2 separate regions of the Homo sapiens genome follow, and region 1 is linked to region 2. Evidence: chromatin loops called from intact Hi-C (ENCODE). Cell type or tissue: HepG2. All regions are shown on one strand. Links, peaks and the distances in the headings refer to the core of each region. The heading gives the core; the rest is flanking DNA.

The links. Peaks named below come from ENCODE experiments on the same cell type or tissue, not always from the same donor. Only the 100,000 strongest peaks of a DNase experiment are listed, where the experiment ranks them.
Region 1: it touches region 2 in a loop (3-fold over the local background); 5 of 110 quality-filtered maps call a loop at or near these places.

The regions. Positions count from the first base shown.
Region 1 is chr3:98,777,799-98,780,298 of GRCh38, reverse strand. The region is part of intron 5 of ST3GAL6 (ST3 beta-galactoside alpha-2,3-sialyltransferase 6); the gene reads right to left. Among named protein-coding and RNA genes, the nearest start is that of ST3GAL6, 16 kb to the right of the region's middle. In HepG2, for the core only: no CTCF peak of the experiment used is centred there; DNase peaks (open chromatin) are centred at 198 and 1,298.
Region 2 is chr3:98,688,401-98,696,136 of GRCh38, reverse strand. No RefSeq gene overlaps it. Among named protein-coding and RNA genes, the nearest start is that of ST3GAL6-AS1, 40 kb to the left of the region's middle. In HepG2, for the core only: no CTCF peak of the experiment used is centred there; no DNase peak of the experiment used is centred there.

The DNA.
Region 1 (2,500 bases), core at 1-2,500, 87 kb before region 2:
TCCCTAGGACTACTCTTTGGCAATAACACTTTATCTACAGCTAGTATTCATAGTACCACCATGGCTCTGGGAAGTATGGAATGGTACAGATAAGCTGTCTGAATCGCACTCCTCGTTACTCATTGCTTCCCTCACTCTCTAGCAAGTACCCCATACTCTGAAAGGACTGATTCATTCTCTCCTTGACTTCATCCATTTGGCTTGTGATTCTGGCTTCCTCTGCCTTTTTATGTGTGGAACAATGACTTTCAGTGTCCTTTGGGTGACTGTAAAACTTCACATATTTAATTAACATAACTTTCATGTAGAAATAGCTGCAGTAAATTGTGAGTCCCTAGAGGAAAGAATAGTATCATTTATATCTCTGTATCCTCCCATCTACAACACTTCCTGATTCACAGGCTGTGCATTTTAGAATTCAGTTTGGTTGTTACATTAAGTATATGGAGGTTATTTCCCTACTTTGTGTTTGGAGAAGGAATTACTTTTTACTCCTCCAACCACCCTGGAAACACGGAGGAAAATGCGTATGCTCTAAACTGCTTACCCAGAAAACAAAATAATTGTTTTGGAACCTGTTAATGGAAATCTGGAAAGCTGCTAAAGCAGTGGTAGTAAGAGATTACACTTCCCCCAGGTGAAAGCTGTGTTTCTCATAAAGTCAGGCAAAAGCTGGAAGAGTCATTACCTTATGCAGAGGGAAACATTAAACACAATCAATATAGAGCAAGCAAACTTGAGTTGCCCATTTCAAATGATCTATGATGTGTTTTATTTTACAAATGCTTTTTGACATGCATTTTCCCTTCAATACCATCATGTACATTAAAATACATGACTCTACCTTCAGTGTAACAATCTATGGCAAATCATACCACTCACATTCCCAACACCCATTACCCCATGTGCCTTGCTAGCAGATCCCTGCTTTCCTAAGCCTATAATAGTGAGCTCATTGTCTCTGCCAATGTTTCATCTAGACATAGCCATGTGACCCATCCCTGGGCAATAAGATATTAGGGAAGTCTATTAGATGCTTTTGGAAGAGATTTTGCTGCTGCCAAAAGAATCATGTGAACAGGATACTTCATTACTCACTTCTTCCTTTCTGCTTAGACATTGACACGTGATAACAAAAAGTTAGAGCAGCTACACATCAGAGAAAAAGACAGCCACAGAAAAACTACCCTGGAGCCTTGACATCACTGAGCCACTAACTCAATCCCCCAACCAGGGCCACTCCAAACATATGTGCAAGTTGTACACAGTCCAATGTCCGGGAGCACCATTCAGATAACTATATGAATGAATCGGTACTCCCTGGAGTTGTGCAATCCACAGTCTGTACAGCCATAAGCAGCCCCACACTGCAAGCTGGAACCACAAATATGCAGACCTGAATCCACATGTCTACGCAATACAGGAGATAATAAATGTCCACGTAGTTTAAATCACTCCTAGTGAAGACTATTACTTGCAGCCAGGAGATCCTCAAACTACACAAGGAACTGTAGTTGGAGACCTGGTTGCTAGTTCTGGCTCCTCCGCTTAGCACCTCTTAGGACCTTGGTGTAGTAATCTGACCTCTCTGATCTCGGTTTGCTCTTTTGTGAAGTAAGGGAATCACTTAGGTCTTGTATGTTACTCTCTGATGGAAGAGACCATTTCCTTTGGCAAAAGTACTGAGACTTCTATACCTTTACCCAACATCTGACCACAGCCGATGCTAGAAAGCAGGCAGGGGCTGCTTCTGCATATTCACCACAAATGATTCACTCTGTTGATGTAGAATCGCAACTTCCCCTCATCCTCAAGCTCTCCTTGCTAAAAATCCTGCAATGTAAAGAAACTCTGCAAAACAGCAGAATGTCTAAAGTAGGGAGGCAGATATTGATATTCCGTTTAGAGTTAGGACTCTTTTTCAATAAATACACCACTAATGTCTAATTCTTTTTTAAGTTTTCTAAAGACATGCTCCTGGCCTGGCTGGTAGTCAATCTAACCCAGCTTTGCTGATGCTGACATAATGGATGCTGCTTGAGAGAGCAACCAGGCAGCTTTTACAAATCCTTGTCCATTTAGCAGGCAACTGACTTGACACAGGTGCTTTAGTCAGGTAAGATATTTATGTCTAGTTACTATATAACCACCTGTGCTGCAGGACTAAAGCATTCTTCATAAAACTTGGCATGCTTTCAGAAGGAATGTTGGTGGTTGGGGATGGGGAGCTTGTCTGTGCATTTTAAGTGGGAGCTGAGATTTGATCATTTAGGGTTGCTGCTGTTTCTAGCTGTGTGAGGATGTACTTCCACTGAGGAGAAAGCAATAATCCTTAGGACTAGGGGGCAGACTGGTGCTGAGGAGCTACATGGACAGCCAGGAAGGATTAGGGCCTTGGAATATGGCCATATTTTTAGTATTCCTTTTCTGTGATGCAATTCTCTTAAAAAATCCTCAGTCTTCAGTGAAGTTTGTTAAACTTAGTCACCTTATGTTGGCT
Region 2 (7,736 bases), core at 2,528-5,027:
CATAACCCCTTAGGTTGTGGCAAAAGAATTATCCAGAGATATATGGAAAAAATGGTTTTTATAGAGACAATAAATAACATCCTGAATTTGTATTAGGTGGCCAAAGAGGAAGATGACTCATGAATCATATGAAAATTCTTTCAGAAATGCAAATATTTCTCATCTACTGTTTTAAAGGTCTGGTATGTTCTCTTTTTCACCTCATAGAATTTAAATCTCCTGAGGGTCAAAGGGTTTCAAAGAGGAATTTGCATTAAAAAAAATTATTCCTGATATTTGATAGAATTTCTGCTTCTTTGGTAAGTGGGAGTAGAAGGGAGCTGGGAAATTCTTATTTCATACATTTCTGATGGAATCTTATTGACTGAGTAAGCAGGGGGAAATTTTTATGTAAAATACTTTTATAATCATCATGATAGGCACAAGTTAGGAGCAAAGTGTTATAGATTTATAAGAGGATTGGAAGGAGAGATTAATTCTATGTGGATTTTTTTTTTTTCATTCTGTCACCCAGGCTGGAGTGCAGTGGCGAGATCTTGGCTCACTGCAACCTCTGCCTCAGGGTTCAAGTGATTCTCCTGCCTCGTCCTCCTGAGTAACCGGGATTACAGAATTACAGGCCTGCGCCACCACACCTGGCTAATTTTTGTATTTTTAGTAGAGATGGGTTTCACCATGCTGTCCAGGCTGGTCTTGAACTCCTGACCTCAGGTGATCCACCCACCTTGGCCTCCCAAAGTGCTGGGATTACAGGCATGAGCCACAGTGCCCGGCCTCTAACATGGATTTTTAGAGTATTTTTTTTGAGAGAGTTTGGGGATTCATTCAGTCCTCACAACTGTCCTAGGCATAGGGTAGGTATAAATGGCCTCATTTTGTAGATGAGAAAAATGGGGTGAGAGAGATGAAGTCATTTACCCAAGGTCACAGTGCCAGAAAATGGCAGAACCAGGATTCTAACGAGCAGTTGGACTCAAAACCTAAATGAGTGTCCCCAAACCAGTATTTCATAAGCACTGGTGAATTCTGAGCAAGCACAGGAGAATCCTTATTTAGTATAATTAAAGAATGGCATATTCTATTAGGCCAGAAATTCCTTTCCATGACAATGCATTGCTGTAAACCTCTCTTTAAACTCATCTACTTCCTTTTCTTATAAATTTCATATGTATGTTTATATACAAATTATATATAAACAGAAGCAACATGATGTGTATGTGCATGTATATGTATGTAGATAGATAGATGATAGATAGATGATAGATAGATAGATAGATAGAGAGATAGATAAATAGATAGATAGAGGAATTGGCTCACATGAATATGGAGGTTGGAAAATCCAAAATCTGCAGGTTGGGCCAGCAGGCTGGAGATCAGGGGAGAGTTAATGGTGCAGTTCACTACTGAAGGCCTTCTCCTGGAAAATTCTCCCTTCTCTAGGGAAACTATTGTTCTGTTCTATTGAAGTAACTGGATGAGGTCTACTCACATTATGGAGAGCAAGCTGCTGCACTCAAAGTCCACTAATTTAAATGCTATTTTCATCCATACCCCCCTACCCAGAAATATCCAGAATAATGTTTGATCACATATCTGAGCAGTGTGACCTAGCCAAGTTAACACATAAAATTAACTATCATATATATATGATAAATATATATATATGTACACACACACATATCTCATAGAGTAGGTTTGTGTATCACTTTTTGTGTACACCATTTGTGTACACCCTTTTTTGTGTACACCATTTGTGTATCACTTATCTGTGACCTGGAAGCTGTCTCCCCGCTTCCAGTCTTCCTGCCTTTGCTTCAAGTTGTCCCGCCTTTCCAGACGGAACCAATGTACTTCTTACATATATTGATTAATGTTTCCTGTCTCCCTAAATGTATAAAAGCAAGCTGTGCCCTGACCATCTTGGGCACCTGTCATTAGGACTTCCTGAGGATGTGTTATAGGCTTGTCCTCAATCTTGGCAAAATCAACTTTCTAAATAAACTGAGACCTGTCTCAGATTTTCTGGGTTCACAACTTGTTAAAAAACAAACAAACAAACAAACAAAAAATGCTATATTCTTTTGGCTGATGGGTTAAAGAGAGGGGAAAGGGAATGGATATTTCTACTCAGTCACTCCTTGCCTTTCACTTGATGGACATCCTTTCTCTTAAATCTTAAGAACCTTCTGAGGTAGACATCATAACCTTCATTTTGGTGATGAAGCAACTGAGTGATATTGAAAGAAGTTGACCAGCTTGTCCAATGTCACTCTGCTAAGACACGTGGGAGCCAGTATGAAAACCAGATCTGTAGGTCTTCAAAGTCTGTTCTTTTAAAATAAACTGTGTAAATTTATATGCTCCAAGTGTGGGGTTTAAGACAGGAGAAAGATGATAAGTAAATGAAGATGGGGTAAATAAATCTTATATATTATTAACAAGGTGCCAAGAGTGAGCACATTAGCAACCTAGAATGAAGAAAAGGTAAAACACCACTTTCTTAGTCACAAAAATCAAACTAAAGTAAATTTATGAATTCCCCTCTCCTTCCCAGAGGGTTGTTTCAGGATGGGACAAAGAAATGTCATGAAGCTTAATCCAAAATATTACTTTGGTCTGGCCAGACAGACTGGGGAGAACTTTCTTGTTCACTGACCCTAGGACAGCTTCAGATAGCTATAGCAGAGGGCAAAAAAAGGAGGCTGAGAAGCTTGGTGAGTGTTTCCTGTTCTCTCAGGAAACACTGATTTCCCATCTGCCAGACTGTCGGCACTTTTCACTGACTGGCCTCACAAGGAAAGCTCCCAACATCACTTCCCATTTGGCTCTGCTGTGTTGAGTCCAGAGGGAACCTGTTTATGTCACCTTTCTCCCAGAACCACCCATGCCATAGTCAGGAATGACATGGGGAGAAGAGGAAGCCAGAGATGGGGCTGGTCTTCGACATGAGGGGTATATTGGTAAAGCCCTTTGGAGCATGTCCTGGAAGCGGGTAGGCAAATAAGTGAGACTGGGCCTAAAGAGCCTGAAACTGTTTGTTAGGAGAATTTGAAATCAAGTGTCCAAGTCCCTGGGTGGAGAGCAGAGAAAAATGTGTCCTCAGAGAAGAGAAACCATAGTGATGTAATCCGTGACAACCTGCAGTGGTGCAATCAGTGACAGCAGTTTGGCTTAGTCTCTGCTAGTCCTGTTGGCAGGACAGAAACATTTGCCCTGTGCTGTTTCCCAGTCTGTTCTAGAATTTATTCTGTCACAGCAAAATTGACAATAGTGACAGCACTGTCTGTCCCCTTCCCTTGCCCTATGTATACAGTTCTTTCTTCCTTCTTTCACTGCTTCCCTCCTTATTTTTCCTTTTTTATCCATGTATTCCATTTAACTGCTAACACCTATAGACACTGTATAGCTTTTTTGTTTGTTTGTTTTGAGACAGAGTCTTGCTCTGTCACCCAGGCTGGAGTGCAGTGGCGTGATCTCGGCTCACTGCAACCTCTGCCTTCTGGGTTCAAGTGATTCTCCTGCCTCAGCCCCCCGGGTAGCGAGGTCTATAGGAATGCACCACCACGCCTACTTTTTGCATTTTTATGGAGACAGGGTTTTGCCATGTTGACCAGGGTGGTCTCAAATTCTTGACCTCAAGTGATCCACCCGCCTTGGCCTCCCAAAGTGCTGGGATTAAAGGTGTTAGCCACCACACCCGGCCTCTGTATAGCCTTCTTGATGCCTTTAGAACAAAAAAAAAAATGTCTGATTGTCACCTATTTGAGGATACAGACCAAACCTACCACAAGAAGTACCACAATCAAATATATATACACACATATATATGCATTTACATATATTTCACAGAATTTTCTATTGGCTAGTGAAATTTATTGTGCTATAGGAGAGTCAAATCAGGAGCTTTTTATATGGGTGCCATGAGAAATTGAACTTAATCTAACCTTACTGAGGACTGTTGACAAATGTGACTAATTGTATGTGCTAGATAGTGTTGGACAACTGTAGGAAGTGCTGACAAAGACTTATGAAGAACAAAATGCCAGTAAGCCTGATCAAGAGGTGTGGAAAACAGGATGTCAGAGTAAGCTCAACATAGCTACTGATGCAAACTGAATAATTGCTTACCGTCTACTGAAAGTGCAATGATGAACTGTAGGTTATAAATAGATCTGAATATCCATCATAGCTTTGTAGCCATTTGCTGACTTCTTATAAGAATTCAGGTTTTTTTTGTGTTTTTTTTTTTTCAATAACAAGCTTAGCTAATTCTATGTTTTTGTTTTGTTTTGTTTTGTTTTGTTTGAGACGGAGTCTCGCTCTGTCGCCCAGGCTGGAGTGCAGTGGCGCGATCTCGGCTCACTGCAAGTTCCGCCTCCCAGGTTCACTCCATTCTCCTGCCTCAGCCTCCCGAGTAGCTGGGACTACAGGCGTCCGCCACCACGCCCAGCTAATTTTTTGTATTTTTAGTAGAGACGGGTTTCACCGTGTTAGCCAGGATGGTCTCGATCTCCTGACCTCGTGATCCGCCCGCCTCGACCTCTCAAAGTGCTGGGATTGCAGGCGTGAGCCACCGTGCCTGGCCAACAAATTCTATGTTTATTAGTTATGAATTTGCCTATTCCTTTGGGCTTTGATTTCTCCCTACCCAACCCACCCGCCCCCAGTGTTAAATAAATATCATTATGACTGCTGGTTTGGAAATGGGCTCAAATTCCCTGTTCTGCAACTAGCGGAAATATCAGATAAGTTTTAAGCTCTCTGAGTTTCAGTTTTCTCATTTGTAAAATCAGAATGATAATAGCTACCTTGCAAGATTGTTTTAAGGATTAGAGGTGTTTGTGTAAAACCTCTAGTATATATTTCTTAATACTCAGGTATTCCATAAATGAAAGGAACGCTGTTTATTATGTTAAGTCAACTACAGTTTTTGGTTTTTTAAGACAGAGTCTCACCCTGTTGCCCAGGCTAGAGTGCAATGATGTGATCATAGCTCATTGAAACCTCAAACTCCTGGGCTCAAACTATTCTCCTGTGCCTCAGCCTCCCAGATAGCTGGGACTGCAGGCATGAGTCACCATGCTAGCCTAATTTTATTTTTAGTAGAGACCAGGTCTCTCTATGTTGCTCAAGCTGGTAACTGCCGGACTCAAGTGATCCTCCTGCCTTGACCACCAAAATGCTAGGATTACAGGCATGAGCCACTGGGCCTGTCCAATTATAGGGTGTGTGGTTTGTTTTTCTCTTTGTTTCTTTCTTTTCTTTTTTTTTTCCTGTTGTTGTTGTTGTTGTTGTTGTGGTTTTTTGAAATGGAGTCTTACTCTGTAGACCAGGCTGAAATGCAGTGGCACGATACTGGCTTACTGCAACATCTGCCTCCCGGGTTCAAGCGATTCTCATGCCTCAGCCTCCTGAGTAGCTGGAATTACAGGCACCTGCCACGATGCACAGCTAATTTTTGTATTTTTTAGTAGAGACGGGGTTTCGCCATGTTGGTCCGGCTGGTCTTGGACTACTGACCTCAGGTGATCCACCCGCCTCGGACTCCCAAAGTGCTGGGATTACTGGCATGAGCCACTGTGCCCGACCTTTCTTTCTTTTTCTTTTTTTTTTTTTTTTTTTTGGTATGGAATATGTATCACCATTTAAAATGAAAGTTGAGGCCGGGCGTGGTGGCTCATGCCCACAAATAAATAAATAAATAAATATTTAAAAAAATACCTGGGCATGGTGGCACACACCTGTAATCTCAGCTACTCAGAAGGCTGAGGCAGGAGAATCGCTTGAAGGTGGAGGTTGCAGTGAGCCGAGATCACGCCACTGCACTCCAGCATGGGCAACAAGAGCCAAACTCTGTCTCAAAAATAAATAGCCAGGCGCGGTTGCTCACCCTGTAATCCCAGCACTTTGGGAGGCCGAGGTGGGCGGATCACGAGGTCAGGAGACTGAGACCATCCCGGCTAAAACAGTGAAACCCTGTCTCTACTAAAAATACAAAAAAATTAGCCGGGCATGATCTCACGCGCCTGTAGTCCCAGCTACTCGGGAGGCTGAGGGAGGAGAATCGCTGGATCTTGTGAGACGCAGGTTGCAATGAGCCCAGATCGTGCCACTGCACACCAGCCTGGCGACAAAGCAAGACTCCGTCTCAATACATAAATTAATAAAAATAAAAATAAATAAAAGTTCAAAAGACTTACTATGGAATAAATGCTTCTGGTACAATAAGTATAGATGGAGGTTACAAAATCTGATAGATTTTGGGGGCCCAAATATTGTCATATTTATATGTCTCATCTTGGAGGGGAGAGCCATCTTGCAAGTATGAAGGTACAGAGCCAATGTACCAAGGAGGGTGGGAGGAGGGTCCCACCTCCTAATGAAATTGCTGAACTGCTCTAATAAAATTAGAAATATTTTTCTCCATACTTCCTGGTTCCACACTTCTCCTGTTTATAAAGCTACTTTTAGCAGTGTATTGTTACTTGAAGCTGAGTGCACACTACCTGACGAAAAAATTTAGTCTTAAGACTGAATTTTTTAAAAATTAATTCTTAAATTTTTCTTGTTTTCCACTACATATTATAGGAAAAAAAAAGAAACTCCGTTATATATATTATATATATTTCCATATATATAATATATTTTATATATATTCCCATATATATAATATATTTTATATATATTCCCATATATATATTTCCATATATACAATATATATTATATATATTTCCACATATACAATATATATTATATATATTTCCATATATATTATATATATTTCCATATATTATATATATTTCCATGTATATATTATATATATTTCAATATATATATTATATATATTTCAATATATATATTATATATATTTCCATATATATAATATATATTATATATATTTCCATCTATAATATATATTTCCATATATAATATATATCATATATTTCCATATATATAATATATATCATATATTTCCATATATGTAATATGTATCATATATTTCCATATATATTTATTATATATATATTTCCATATATTATGTGTTATATATATTTCCACATATATAATATATAATATATATTTCCATATATAATATATATTACATATAATATATATTTTATATAATATATTATATATTTCCATACACATAATATATAATATATTTCCATATATAATATAATATATATTTCCATATATAATATAATATATATTTCCACATATAATATAATATATATTTCCTCATATAATATAATATATATTTCCATATATAATATATATTTCTATATATAATATAATATATATTTCCATATATAATACAATATATATTTCCATATATAATATATTATATATATTTCCATATATAATGCAATATATATTTCCATATATAATATATTATATATATTTCCATATATATTATATATCTGCCATATATGTATATATAGACATATATACATTTATGTACGTATATGTATATATACACATATATACACATATGTATATACAGATATACGCATATGTACATGTATGTATATACACACATATATACACATAGTACATGTATGCATATACACACATATATACACATAGGTACATATATGCATATACACACATATATACCCATATGTATATATACACACATACACATATGTACATATATGTATATATGCACGTATATACGCATATGTACATATACATATATTACCATACATATATGTATATATACATATAGTACATAT